Linked DNA regions of Homo sapiens: region 2 is linked to region 1. A link is an interaction called in ENCODE POLR2A ChIA-PET data of the cell type or tissue named here. Cell type or tissue: GM12878. All regions are shown on one strand. Each heading gives the region's core, and the rest is flanking DNA. Links, peaks and the distances in the headings are about the cores only. Region 1 overlaps PYCR2 (pyrroline-5-carboxylate reductase 2). Region 2 overlaps H3-3A-DT (H3-3A divergent transcript).

What was found. ChIA-PET counts read pairs that join two places held together with the same protein. Peaks named below come from ENCODE experiments on the same cell type or tissue, not always from the same donor. Only the 100,000 strongest peaks of a DNase experiment are listed, where the experiment ranks them.
Region 2: POLR2A ChIA-PET joins it to region 1 with 6 read pairs; 4 of 35 experiments call an interaction of 5 or more read pairs at or near these places.

The regions. Positions count from the first base shown.
Region 1 is chr1:225,918,179-225,921,084 of GRCh38, forward strand. PYCR2 (pyrroline-5-carboxylate reductase 2) reads right to left here. Exons shown (of 7, transcript NM_013328.4): 7 at 1,700-2,442. The coding sequence ends at 2,277. Among named protein-coding and RNA genes, the nearest start is that of MIR6741, 2.5 kb to the right of the region's middle. In GM12878, for the core only: no CTCF peak of the experiment used is centred there; a DNase peak (open chromatin) is centred at 1,893.
Region 2 is chr1:226,045,343-226,048,248 of GRCh38, forward strand. H3-3A-DT (H3-3A divergent transcript) reads right to left here. Exons shown (of 2, transcript NR_185887.1): 2 at 989-1,248. Among named protein-coding and RNA genes, the nearest start is that of H3-3A-DT, 16 kb to the right of the region's middle. In GM12878, for the core only: no CTCF peak of the experiment used is centred there; no DNase peak of the experiment used is centred there.

The DNA.
Region 1 (2,906 bases), core at 385-2,884:
GGCAACTTGGATTTAACCTCTTTGAGCCTCACTTTTCTGGGGAAAAAAAAAAATATACCCAGCTCCTAAGGCCATGAGAGTATGTGTGAAGTGTCTGCAAAGGGCCGGCCACATACTGGGGACTTTAAATGAGTTTTTAGTATTGCACTTGCTGTGTTGGCCCAGAAGAATGACTTCCCATGTGCTCTCAGGTTTGGAGTTAGAGCTGGGGCTGCCCTGACTCAGTGGAATGGAACAAGGCTCCACTCTCTTCTCAGCAGGAGGGTGAAGGAAGAACACCATTTACACGAAGGGGCCATGGTGTTCCAGATGTTCTGTTGAGCACTGCCACATGGTCTCATTTAACACCCTGATGAAACATGGGCTCCATATTTATAAGGGATGAAACCCTGAGATCAGAGAAATTGGTAACTTCTCCCGGGCTGTGAGAAATTTGGTAACTTCTCCCGGGCTGTGGAGTAGAAAGCAGGGGAATCTAAGATTTGAACCCAGAGCTGATGCTGATGCCAATGCCCATACCTTTTTTCTTTTTTTTTTTTTTTTGAGATGGAGTCTTGCTCTTTTGCCAGGGTGGACTACGGTGGCACGATCTTGGCTCACTGCAATCTCCGCCTCCCAGGTTTAAGCAATTCTCCTGCCTCAGCCTCCCGAGTAGCTGGGATTACAGGTATACACCACCATGCCTGGCTAATTTTTGTATTTTTAGTAGAGACAGGGTTTCACCATGTTGGCCAGGATGGTCTAGATCTCTCTGCCTCATGATCTGCCCACCTCGGCCTCCGAAAGTGCTGGGATTACAGGCATGAGCCACTGCGCCCGGCCTCGCATGCCTTTTCAAACAGCCCTGCTGCACAGGCAGGCAGCTCGTAGGAACAAGTACCAGGCACACACCGGCCTGCCTAGAGAAACACTGGATGTCTGGCTATGTGGATGGCATGCCCAGCTATTTCTGGGAGGCTGCAGAATTGATAGCTAAGAACACAGACAGCCCCACCACTGACCGGCAGCACAAATGGGGTAAGTTGCTTATCCCTCTAGGCCTCCAGATGGTTTTTTTTTTTTTTTTTTTGAGACGGAGTCTCACTCTGTTGCCCAGGTTGGAGTACAGTGGCGTGATCTCGGCTCACTGCAAGCTCCGCCTCCTGGGTTCACGCCATTCTCCTGCCTCAGCCTCCCGAGTAGCTGGGACTACAGGTGCCCACCACCACGCCCGGCTAATTTTTTTTTTTTAATTTTTAGTAGAGACGGGGTTTCACCATGTTAGCCAGGATGGTCTCGATCTCCTGACCTCATGATCCGCCTGGCTCGGCCTCCCAAAGTGCTGGGATTACAGGCGTGAGCCACTGCGCCTGGCTGGCCTCGACATCTATACGGTGAGAAAAGAACAGTTCTTCCTTCAGAGGGCAGCTGTGAGGATCAAATGCTCAGCACAGTGCCTGCCCCACATCAAAGCAGACGGCTTTCCCCTTTATTCTGGGCTGCTGACCCACAACCCATGCAGCCCACTTGGCTCTTCCCTGCCATTAGCTTTGGCTCATTCTAGAACAACACCTTGATCCAGACCAAGGGCCTGGCCCCTTATTCCTCTCATCCCTACTTCTAGCCCTTGGACAGTGCTCTCGCAGAGAAGCAGGGAGGACCTCACAAGGGCATCAAGTTCTCCAGGATGATTATTTAAGATTAAGCCTAACAAAAGCAAGATATTTAAAAATAAACTTTATTAAAGCAGTTAAACTTAGCATTAAATAACACTCTTTAAATGGTACACCTATGAAGCAAGAGTTAAATATAAACCCAGTCTAATCCTGTACACTTGTGATTAATTGTGACAATCTTAAGTTGCTCACTTCTTTCCCATTTACCAATTCAGAGAAAGCCCGTTTCCTGTTTTCTCCTCACCACTTTGCCTTGGCATCACACCAACCCTGCCTCGGGCTTCAGCTGCAGATCCTCCCCAGCCCCTCCTCCCAGCTGGGCTGACTCCAGTCCCAGCCCCAGTCTCCACCAACTGAGCAGCGTACGCAGGGTTGTGTCTGGCTTCCAGCATCTACCACCCCTTCAGAGCAACTTCCAACATGGGACAGGAGAGGAAGCTCGCATTGCTTGGTCTGAACAGATTTAAGGAGGTTTTATCACAAGGACCTGAAAACTTCCTAAGCATGCTTTCTCCTTGCACAGCTGAGGAGGGGCAATGGTGGGAGCGGGGCAGGGGGGTGGCAGGGGCGGCAGGGGCTCTCAACTAAGGGCTCTGAATCACAGAGGGGACAGATGCTGCCTTAGTCCTTCTTGCCTCCCAGGGCCAGGCTTCTTGTGAGGAGCTTCCCTGGGCTGGAGGGGGTCAGTGTGGAGACTGTGGGGGATTCCAGCTTCACTCTGTCTAAGAGGGTCTTCTTAAGGGCAGCTGGGGAGATCTTTTCTTGGTCGGCCATGGACTGTAGCTCTCTGCAGACAAAACCCCAGAAGGATTAAAGGAAGGCAATAAACCCTGGGGCCAGAGCTTTGAGTCTCCACTATCCACACAACCCTCAAGCTTGTTGATGTGACACCACCAAAAATTAGAGCCCCAAGACAAACGCTTCCCAACTAGTACTTCCCAACTAGTACTTCTAAGAAGTATTAGTTACCTAAGTTAGGGTTTGCTTATTTATCTCATTTGATCAGAGCCCCAAGTGGTATCTGTGATCACACGGGAAGAGTGACAGGCTTTGGAGTCATAGATTCAAATTAGAATCCTGTCTCCATCACTTTTTAACTGTTTGACCTTGGGAAAATTATCTCTGAGCCTCAACTTCCCATCTACAAGTCAAAGTTAATCCTGGTTATCTGAAATGCAGTGAGAATTAAGTGAAGTAAGGCTTGCAAACTCTTAGGTAAACAAAATCTACTAAGTTGTGGTTATTAACAGA
Region 2 (2,906 bases), core at 314-2,813, 130 kb after region 1:
GATCATGCCATAGCACTCCAGTCTGAGCAACAGAGTGAGACCCTGTCTCTAAAAAATAAGAATTGTTTTCATTTTTTTATAGACTGTTTCTCAGTGTGGCTATAATAAATTTTTTTTAAAGTTAGAAAAAAGAATACAAAACTATAATAAAGTATGAGTATTCTATTTTTCTTTATTCTTTTTGTTTTCATCATTATTTTATTATTCTCATACTTCCAGAGCATTAGTTACTAATACTAATCATCTAATGGTGCTACAGTACAGTAGAGATGTTCTAAAAGCACGTGCAAATAGGCATTAGTCTGCCATATCTTTATTTTATTTCCAACCAGATAGATATATACAACCTGTGAGAAACAAGACTTATTTACCAACTACCTACCTATTATATTTCACCAAATCAGACAGGAAAGGAATTGAGAGGCCCCAAGTACAATTTTTTAAATCCTGAATTATGAAATTTGATTGCCTATGTCATTTAAATAAATTGGATAATCATGACACAGTAGGATACATCCATTTACTAATGACTTTATAATTTGTTGCTTTTTATTATTTTATTTTAATCTCACAACAAGTCTGAAAAGGAGGGAATTCAAGTATTATTGCCATTTTACAGATGAGAAAGCTGAAATGTCTCAGCAAAGTTATTTCAGTTTCATAGATTGGGCCATTGCTATAGAGGGCTGATCTCAACAATTTTTCCTAATTTCATTCTCAAAGGATAGTCTTTGCTTCACTTAGACTTTGCAGGTACCTTCCCCTTGACCCTGTGTACCCACTATAGCACCAACCTGAATTAATAATGAAAACCTTTTTGGAATGCTACTAGTGGTAGTGATAGGGTAATGGAATTATGAGTGGATTGTTTTCTTGATCTATTCTCTATTTTCCAATGTGCCTTTCTCTCTTTTTTTTAGAGACGGGGTCTTGCTATGTGTATCAGCAGTCAGAGTTCTCCAGAGGGACAGAACTAATAGGATAGATGTATATATGAAAGGCAGTTTATTAAGGACAATTGACTCACACAATCACAAGGCAAAGTCCCACGATAGGCCGTCCGCAACCTGAAGAGCAAGGAAGCCAGTTGGCTCAGTCTGAGTCACAAAACCTCAAAAGCAGGGAAGCCGACAGTGCAAACTTCAGTCTGTGGCCCAAGGCTGGAGAGTTCCTGGGAAACCACTGGTGTAACTCCAAGAGTCCAAAAGCCAAAGAACCTGGAGTCTGATGCTTCAGGGCTGGAAGCATCTAGCACAGAGGAAAGATGAAAGCCAGAAGATTCAGCAAGCCGTCTTATCCCACCTTCCTCTGTCTGCTTTGTTCCAGCCATGCTGGTGGTCGATTGGATGGTGCCCACCCACATTGAGAGTGGATCTTTCTCTCCCAGTCCACTGACTCAAATGTTAATTTCCTCTGGCAACACCCTCACAGACACACCCAGAAGCAATACTTGACCAGCTATCTAGGCATCTTTCAATCAAGTTGACGCCAAATATTAACCATCACACTATATTACCCAGGCTGGTCTTGAATTCCTGCCCTCAAACGATCCTCCCATCTCAGCATCCCAAAGTTTTGGGATTACAGGCATGAGACACTGCTCCCAGACAAATCTTTCATTTTAAGTTATTTGGAGTTAGAGAGGCTGAGTTCAGAATATTCACTTCTGGAAGGGCTGACCTCCCTTCTACCTAAGCCTGGTCCCCAGCACCACCAACCCTTGCACATGTGTGTGCAAGGCAGGGGCAGCAGCACTCTGTGAGCCCCAGCTTTTCTCCAAGACATGGCAGGCATTTGAAGACCATGCCCCAGGGATGGATGCTTCACCCAACTGATACACTCCAGACTGGGCTTACTTTTTAAATTAAGTGGCCTCAGCAACCCAGGGGTGTAATTTCCCACGTGCTTCCATGAAGGAAGTCTTGGGATTTGCTATAAAGAGAAAAATAAATAAGAATGGACTTTCCAGCCCTGACCATTCCCTCCCCACTCCCTAATCCATTTGGCCAGAATAGGGAATAAGAGGGTAGAGAAAAAGGGGGGAGAATGGAGATGAAGAGAGAAAGGAAGATCCTAGAAGGGGAGGAGTAGAATTAATAGACAAAAAAGAACTGGAGAGCCCATCCTCTTGCCGTCCCACCTCCTAGGCTGGAGAAGAATCTTGCCTGGTACTCTCCAGAAATCTTCTCAAAGGCAAGAATGCAAAGGCTAGACCACCACATAGGCCAACAAGCATGTGCTTAGTGGATGAGGAAATAGCCTGTACTACTGCAAGTTCTCTGCTAGGGAAAGACACAATTTGCAGAGCTGGCCAACTCTGAGAATTCTGCTTTCATGTTCAACAGTTAGGAATTTGTTCAGGCTGACTCTTGGCAAATATCAAATCCCGGGTATCAAAGAAATTTGCTCAACAAATTCTTAGGAAGCCTCCTGGGCAGGTGGCCATGAACACTTCCCTATTTGCAGATCTACCCAAAGGGGACCAAACTGCAGAGGTGGATTCAGGAAGAAAAAGCAACAGTCCTACTGTTCCCTCACTCAAGAGATAGACTTAAGCAAAATTGTCTAGTATGTGACATTTGTCTTCTTTCATCTCTTTCCTGAATCTCCCTTTAAGTTTCAAGCTACACTCAGCTCACCAGTAGTTACCAGCCCTCCCAAGACCTTCCTGGGCCACACCCGAGTCCCACTCCCTTCAGCAATTCCCAGAGCCTCTCCCCTTCCCCAGTCTGAGCTCTACTCCCTAAGGAACATGTGGTCCCATCTCACTCTCATTACCAGGTCCTAAGCACACCCATCACGGCCCCCACTTCCCCCACCACCCCCCAACCCTGCCAGCTTCCCCAGCAATTTCTGGAATACCACGCTGAGGATCCTTAGATTTTTATCTGTGAGCCTGATTTAGC